Linked DNA regions of Mus musculus: region 2 is linked to region 1. A link is a loop called in an ENCODE intact Hi-C map of the cell type or tissue named here. Cell type or tissue: left cerebral cortex. All regions are shown on one strand.

What was found. A loop is a pair of places that touch in the nucleus more often than their neighbours do. Peaks named below come from ENCODE experiments on the same cell type or tissue, not always from the same donor. Only the 100,000 strongest peaks of a DNase experiment are listed, where the experiment ranks them.
Region 2: a loop joins it to region 1, with 5 times the contacts of the local background. A loop is called at or near these places in 5 of 42 quality-filtered maps.

Annotation. Positions count from the first base shown.
Region 1 is chr2:140,533,047-140,537,046 of GRCm38, forward strand. The region is part of intron 3 of Macrod2 (mono-ADP ribosylhydrolase 2); the gene reads left to right. Among named protein-coding and RNA genes, the nearest start is that of Gm23846, 94 kb to the left of the region's middle. In left cerebral cortex, no CTCF peak of the experiment used is centred here; a DNase peak (open chromatin) is centred at 1,715.
Region 2 is chr2:140,659,232-140,663,231 of GRCm38, forward strand. All of the region lies in intron 3 of Macrod2 (mono-ADP ribosylhydrolase 2), which reads left to right. Flrt3 (fibronectin leucine rich transmembrane protein 3) reads right to left here. Exons shown (of 3, transcript NM_178382.4): 3 at 1-2,520. The coding sequence starts at 2,475. The coding sequence ends at 526. Among named protein-coding and RNA genes, the nearest start is that of Flrt3, 10 kb to the right of the region's middle. In left cerebral cortex, no CTCF peak of the experiment used is centred here; no DNase peak of the experiment used is centred here.

The DNA of each region.
Region 1 (4,000 bases):
TGTACACATGAGAGATTTGAGTGCACTTGTAGAATTTAAATTGAAATGCTAATGAGATTCTGACAGCCAGAAAAAACAACACAGCCTACATTTTCATCTGTTTTATTAAAGTCATTATTTAACTGGAAAAACACATTATTTAGAGCTGTTTATTTGTGTGGCATTTGTAATTCAGCTCTTAAATTTTATCCAATTAAAGTGCCTCTCATTCCATTTCACTTAATGTAGCAGACTGTATTGTGCATTCATCTTCTTCCCGGTTTCATTCAGTCGTACTGATAGTAACTCGGGTGCATGAATGCATTGGCTTTTCTCTCCAAGTGCTTACATGTATTGCTTCATGCTGAAGTGATGTTACGATGACATCTTTATTTTTCACTTGTAGTAAATCCAATGAAATTTCATGGTAGATTATCACACAAGACTATTTATTGTTATTTCACACTTTGGCTATGTTGGATATTGCTCTAGGATCCCGAAAATGTGAAAGTAAAGAAAAAAAAAATCAAAATGTAACAAATTTCATAAGCAATAAGTAGATCTTGAAGGTGATTGAACATAAGGCTCTAAAATAGTTATTATTCCAACAAAGTTCCTCAATGCCTTAGAGCACAGGCTGCCTTTTAAAAAGACGTGCTTATTATCTGTTTGCACGTTTTTCTCTCTAGTTTTCTCACAGCTCCTTTGAACAAAGCCTTTTTGTGCATGTTTGAGATTTTCCAATTAGGGTGGCCTTTGCCGGTCCACTTGTTTTCTATCTACTTCTCAGATGGGATAAGTGTATTTGAAGTGATTGAGATGTAGATTTTTATTTATGCACGTGAAACTCAGTACAATTATAGAACGAGATAGTCCGGCAGAATTTCAGAATTTCGGAATTGCGTGCTGCTAGCTGAGATCAAGCCTGCATTGGAATGTAGATGCTGAGGGAGGGTCTGGAAGACAATGTGCCTTCTTGAGAAGTCAACTTCCAGGGTGAGGGTGAAATATGTGAGCCCCAAACTGGACAGACGTCATCTTGAATATCAAATTCTGGTTTGAACTGTTTTATATTATTAGGTTGTATTTGTGTTTAAACTGCCTGGTGATGCTTTTATGAAAATCTGTGGTAAAATAAACTCTCCTACTATAAAAACACTCAGTTAATATTCTATGAATAAATCTCTGTACTAACTTGAAACCGAACCAGTGACTTCTGGGTTTCAGATATTAGTATAAAGATTCTCTCAAGGGTGTTCCATTACTTAGCATTGAGTGATTTCAATACAGAACTTTATCTTATTCTCCAAAGTGTCTTCTAAGAAGCAGATACTGCATGTATCAGAATGGAGAGTGACTTCAGTACTCAGGAGGCAAAGTCTGTACTAACTCTGGTGCTTAGGAGCACTTGGCTATGGCACTGAGCTTCTTTAGGGTTAGTTCCCTCTCTACAAATGGAGAGGTTTGGGATAGCCTACCTTTAAAACACCACTGGCTTTTTAAGATATATGATTGTAATTTTTTGATTTATCAGGGAAGCCAGAACACATGTTTTTTAGCAAGATTCTGTTTAGCTTGTCTTCATATCTTAATATTGTGTCCCTGAATACTTTTGAAGATGTAATGCTTGTGCTGACCATAGAAAGATGCAGTATACTTACAGAAGCCAGCACTTTCTTATCCACGCTAACTTAAGTTTGTGGAATCTTCACCCTCCCCCGACTTCATCTTTAAATTTGTCACCTTGCAATGAATATCTAAGTAGAGCTGCAGAAAAATAGTGGGTGTGACTCTCACTGTCAGCCTGGCAGGCAACTTCCTCTAGTGCCTTGTGTTATTCACTCACTGCCTCATGTTCCTATTGAAAAATTAGAAGTTATTAGTCCATAGGAAGGAGTGTCATTTCATCCTGATTTTTTTTTTAACTTTTAAATATCATGAAGTTGAGAGAGACGGTCTCCATGTACATGGAGATTTGATGTTCTAGGGTGGGGAAATACCCAGAGGGCCCCGCTGCTCAGAGGAGAAGGGATGGGTAGTGGGGGAGGAGATGGGGTAGTGGGGGAGGGACCAGGGAGGGGATGATTGGGAGATAGGGAGGGGGCAGTGAGCAAGATGTAAAGTGAATATGTAAAATAATAATAATAATAATAATAATAATAATAATAATAATAATTTTTAAAAGCTATAGGTGTAGGTAAGGCCAGAGATATAACCCATGAATACAACTCTGGGATGGGTATATAAGAAATACATGGCAAACAGTACAGTGGACCCTATTTGATAAGGACTTGTGTCACTGGCAAATTGCGTGTGATTGGAGACCAATGAACAATAATATGTTACCAGTGTCTTGGTCTGCTTTGCCTTACTAAAATGGAATATCACAGGCTGGAAAATTTATCAAAATATTTATTGCTATTCTGGAGACTGGGAAGTTAAAGATGGAATGCAGAAATTGAGGAAGGCCTTTTTATTCCATCATCCATGGCAGAAGGGCAAGAGAGAATATGTAAGAGAGAAAGCAAAGTCTGGGCTAATTTCAGATTTCTAACTCTCATGGCAAACCTACTCCTATCATAATGGCACTACTACATTCATGAGGGCCTAACAAGAGGTTAATACCACTGCACTGGAGATTAAGTTTCCAGCACATGAACTCTGGGGGACATATTTAAAATAAAGCACATGTGTGGATACAGGAAAATAGAAGATACATAGTGGGTGTGTCTTAGTATATGCAAAGAAAGTGATTAGAGCCTTAGTGTTAGTAAGTAGGATAGATTCAGGAAGCGGTATTGGTACTGACAATACTGTAGAAAATGATAGGACAATCCCAGCTAAGCATACTGTTGCTGTATTGGCATCTTCACTTGTGATTCGTGAAGAACAAGCTAGAGGATCTGATGTGACAGTGAGGCCCGCAACAATCAGATGATGCCAGTGTTCGCATTCTCATGAGACGTACTTGAACATTTATGAGAACTGTTTCACAACATCTCAGGTGCTGAGGACCAACCCCAGCAATGGCTGGCTGTAAGAGTGCTTCTTTATGTATACAGAGCTCAGTAGGCAAGGATGGATTCATGTTGCTCCAAAACATAGATCATATCGTTTTATGTTAAGACATATGTTTTAACTTCCCCTTGGTTATAAGTTTAGCCATCATTGATAAACAATGATAAAACAGTTATGTTTTACAATCATTTTCCTCATCAACCTCATAACACAACTTTTAAGAATCTTGTGGCATAATTTGACAAAGCATAATAGCCCTTTCTTAGGCTGGTAACTCTTGAAGTTTCAAGGGCACTAGACAGAAAATTTCCAAGCCAGCCTGGGCAGATTGCCATGTCCCAAACAGTGTATTATCAACTTTTACTGGTCAGAGTGTTAATTGTCATTAGGTCCAAGAAAAATCTTCAAGCCAAAAACTGCTGCAGTTATTATTCAATTTCTGGCACAATACAATGTTTATATCCTTATAAGATTTATTTATATGTCCAGTCTTGGTATTCTTTTATTCCTTGGTCATAGGACACCACAGCGGTCCTTCATGAGCTAACTTTTTCAAGAAAGGGAGTCTTGATTCTTTATTTTTTTATCATTTATCCACACCATCCTTTGTTCATCAGTATAAGGCCATGTGTAGGGAAGAGATAACTCTAGCCAACCTAACTGTGTTGCTGTATCTTTTCCTCAAGGAGCATACTGTATTCAGCCACTAATCTTATATGCCACACAATTGCTTGAGCATATAGCAACATGAGGCTTTTAATCTGATCAGCTGCCAACCCCTCTAGCTCTCCCCGTCTTGTTTACCTTTTTAAGATAACTTTGTTCTGATTTTCTTGCTCCTGTTCCTGAGTAAGTACAGGGGCAGATGTTCCAAGATATTTTGGAGTCAGAGCCTCATAAGGAGATCCCTGGTGTTTGAGTCACAACCCCCAGGGCATAAGGAACACTTTTAAGCAGGGCTAGGTAAGGATATTTCTGTAAAAGTGGGAGGAGTAGCATGCTC
Region 2 (4,000 bases), 130 kb after region 1:
TAATACAAATTTAACCATTGGAACATTATTTCATAACTAGTTTTTAAAATTTATTTTGTCATCCAGCCAGGTTTCTTTTTTTTTTTTCTTTTTACATTGTATTAATACCAAAGTGAAAAACGGCCTGTGCTTATACTACAAGGGTCTCATGTGAACGCAGTCCTGATTGTTCAACACAGCGGGAAAATTCACTTTCACAGTCAACAAGTCATCTTACTCAGTAGAACACAAAGTAAATGGTTTATAACTTCAATATCTGCAAGGAAAATACAGTACAAATTACTAAAAAATACTAAAATATAGAATTGTGTTCAGGCATCCCCACTACATCAACCGCAGCAGCAACCTGAAATCTGAAACTTTTAATAAAAAGTTCTTAAATATAAATTATATGGCAAATGTACAGTACATTGCTTCTCTCAGTCTCTTTTCCAGTGTTTTGCAGTAGAACAGAGTTCCTACCATCACCTTTCTTAGGTTTTTTAAAAAAAAACCCGGAACAGTCTGGTGTGGGACCTCCTTGCATCATGAGTGTGAGTGGTCCGAGTCTGGGATGCCACTGTCTCTGTAGCTCCGGTTACTACTGCTCTCACTGAGGTTGTTCTTGTACAGATTCATCCCATTCGGAGGAAATATGGTGTGTATTACAAACTCCTCCTTGGAGATGGGTTCATTGCTTATCGGTAGCATCTGGAAAGAAGTTTCCCTGATTTCCAGGATGGAGTTGTCTTTCTTAGTACCGGCTTCTGCATAGTCATCCTTTCTCCTCCGCCCTTTGCTGTACGCACAGTTCCGTGAAAACAGTGACCCGTTCCTATGCACATACCAACACACCAAAGCAAGGAGGGCGATGCTTACCAGGGCCACAGCCCCACCAATGATGGCAGCCAAAGGTAAATTTGGATTTTTGTAAGGTTCTTTCTCTTGCTCTCGATTGAGGGTGGTTGTGGGGTTGTACATTCGAAGAGGGGCAGTTTGGGTCTCAATACAAACAGGTGTTTCATCAAACAGGTAAAGGTTACTGGTTTCCATGGGAACCATGCATACTCTATAGGGTGATTCAGGTTCTAGGGCGGTGACCAAGTATTCACTGCGTTCTCCTGTTACGATTGTTTCTGTTATAGATCCAAAGGCTGGGCTATGGCCCAGTTTAAGCCAGCTGAGTCGCAGAGCAGTCATAGGCAGAGCAAGTCTCCAGGATATGTGGATTGTGTCAGGGGTGACAGATTTCACAGTAATTAAAATTGTTTTCCGTGAGGGGCTGCCTGTAGTTCGCTGATCCTTAATGAGCTTGGGGTTTTTAATATCTGGTTGTTTGGTCACAGGAGCTGGCCACTGTCCTTGAGCAGGATATGCTGTGTTGGGTATTGCAGTGGTTATCTGAATGGTGCTCACAATCCCACTGTCTTTACAATCAAACAGTTCTGCACTGAGGTCCTTGATAGCCATTCCACGGACCTTTTCTGGGGCTTGGCACATGAGCCCACGCACATTGACCTTCACCGGTAGCGACTGTAACCAGTCTCGTACCCATTTCATCTTGCATCCACAATACCAAGGATTGTTGCGAAGAATCAGTTGGGTTATATTGTCCAAATCATCAAAGATACCCTGAGGTAAATTGCTTAGGTTATTATTAGACATATCGAGTCGATACAGCTGCCTTAAATAAGAAAAAGCATTTGGGGGTACCCGGTTGATATGGTTGTCTTGAAGGTAAAGCTTCCTCAGGCTTGTGCCGGGAAGGTTCACTGGCGCTGCTGTCAAGGAATTCCTCACCAGGGACAGCTCTGTTAAGTTTACTAAGTTGAAGAAAACTTTGTCACCCAAACCATGGTTGTTCAACAAGTTTCCATCTAAAACCAGGCGTTTCAGGCTTGTGAGACCATGAAGTGATGGGGAAGAGATCGTTGATATGCGATTGTCATCCAGGCGTAATTCCTCAATAGTCCTGGGCAAGCCCCCCGGGATTGTGCTAAGGTGGTTACGGGACAGAAAAAGCAGCCGCAGATAGTTACTGTCTCGAAATGCTCCCTCTTCGATGCTAACAGCCGAGACTGAGTTATCATCCAAGTGTAACTCTTCCAGATACGGAATTTTCGAAAGTGAATCATAGGTGATAGTCCTTATGTTATTCTCTTGCAAATGTAACTCTTTGACATACTTTGGAAGGTTGGTAGGGAATTCATCTAAACTGTTGTGGTATAGGTATATTCTTTGTACTTTCAGCAAGTTCTTCAAATCGGAAGGAATCCCAACATTGTTTATTTGGTTGTTCTGAAGGTAGAGTGTTGTAGCATCCTCCGGAATTCCCACTGGAATGGATGTCAGAGAGCGATCGTTACAGTAAATGAAGCCTGCGTCACAGCGACATACAGATGGACAGGATTTAGCCACAACTGACAGAGGTGCCACTTGGAAGAACAGCCCAATTTTAGTCCCGATGAGGAAGAGGCTCCAGGCTGGGCTGATCATGGTCAGCAGTGTTGAGGTCTTTATTATAGCAGGTAGCTTCTGTTACTACAAGAGAGTGAGAAACAAGAAAAAACAATTAGGCCAGAATACTGAAGTGTCTTAAGAACAGATGTGGAAACGAAGATATCTATAACCAATTACAGTATATCAATTTTCAGAGAGGAGCACCCTGGGTTCATTGCTGTCTACCAACAAGCACATTCATATAATTTCTTTATCCTGAGTGTCTTTGGAATATACGTTAACATGTTTAAATCTACTTTATTTTAAAATGGTTAATATAATTAAATAGTCAAAATATTTTAAATTATTTATATCCAATTCAGATAGTCATGAAGCTTATCAAATTTCTAACTTTTAATATTTATAGAAACTTCTTAGAGGAATATATATGTGTGTGTGTGTGTGTGTGTGTGTGTGTGTGTGTGTATGCACATGCCAGTATTTTCTGTCTCCTTTGGCAAATATCATAAAATATAGAAATATGTAATGAAAAACATCTATGTTTTTACTCTCCTAGAATAGTTAGCTACACATCTCTTGAGTTCTTTAATCTCAGTAAAGCCAAGCATTTTCTTTGGTTATTAATATTATTTAATATTAATATTAGATATTGTTTGAAAGGCATTTCTGGGAAGAAAATAAGAAGGAATAGTTCACTTACTTTAGGGGAGGAATTGTAGAACTCATATGTGGAGTTGGTGAGAATGGAAAATTTCATTTTCTGCTAACCTTTTCTCCCTGTACCTATTTTGTCATACTTAGTGCTGCATGCTTTAGTAACTTGATCCAGACTTTGTTTTTTGTTTCAAAACATGTTTTAACAGTGAATTTATCAGTCTTCAAATTCTAAGCCAGAATGATTCAAGTTTTCCCATGGGCTAAAGAATTACAGATTGATGTAGGTATACTATGTGTTATTCTGTCTTCTGTAAGTCTAGGTATTAAGCAGCCTTTATAATTTTAGGCACGGAAATAAAATAGCTTAATATTTTTCCTACCTTATTGAACGATGTAAGAAATTTGGGTGACAGTCCAATGCACATATGTTACTTTCTTGGTGAGGGGCTGGGACTTTAAAACTCTTTAGTCCTTGGCAATGTTCTTCACTGTTTATTCAAGTAATTCTATGCCGCACACACCTTCGGATCAGGCTCGCTGCTGCCAATGAACATTCCAGCTGTAGTTCAGCATGGTGAGCAAGCTCATTAAAGTGGGGGCCAGAAACAATTCAGCCTCCAGTTACTATGTAGGACACATGGTTTCCTATTTGTTTTTTGTTTTTGTTTTCTCTTTCTGATAGTTTCAATGTGGTGGCTCTTTTTGTATAGCTTATTTCCCTCAGTTGAAACTGCCCTCTTTGAAATTCTTATTGGCTCTTCTGTGCAATGTGGTCAGAGATAGTAACTTCAGATCCTCATGAAGAAAGCCATTCATGATGCTAAGGCCTGTGTAGTAATAGGTTTTCCAGGCTGTTACCCCCTCCCTTTATTCCCATCCAGGATTATCCAAGTATAAACTCTGT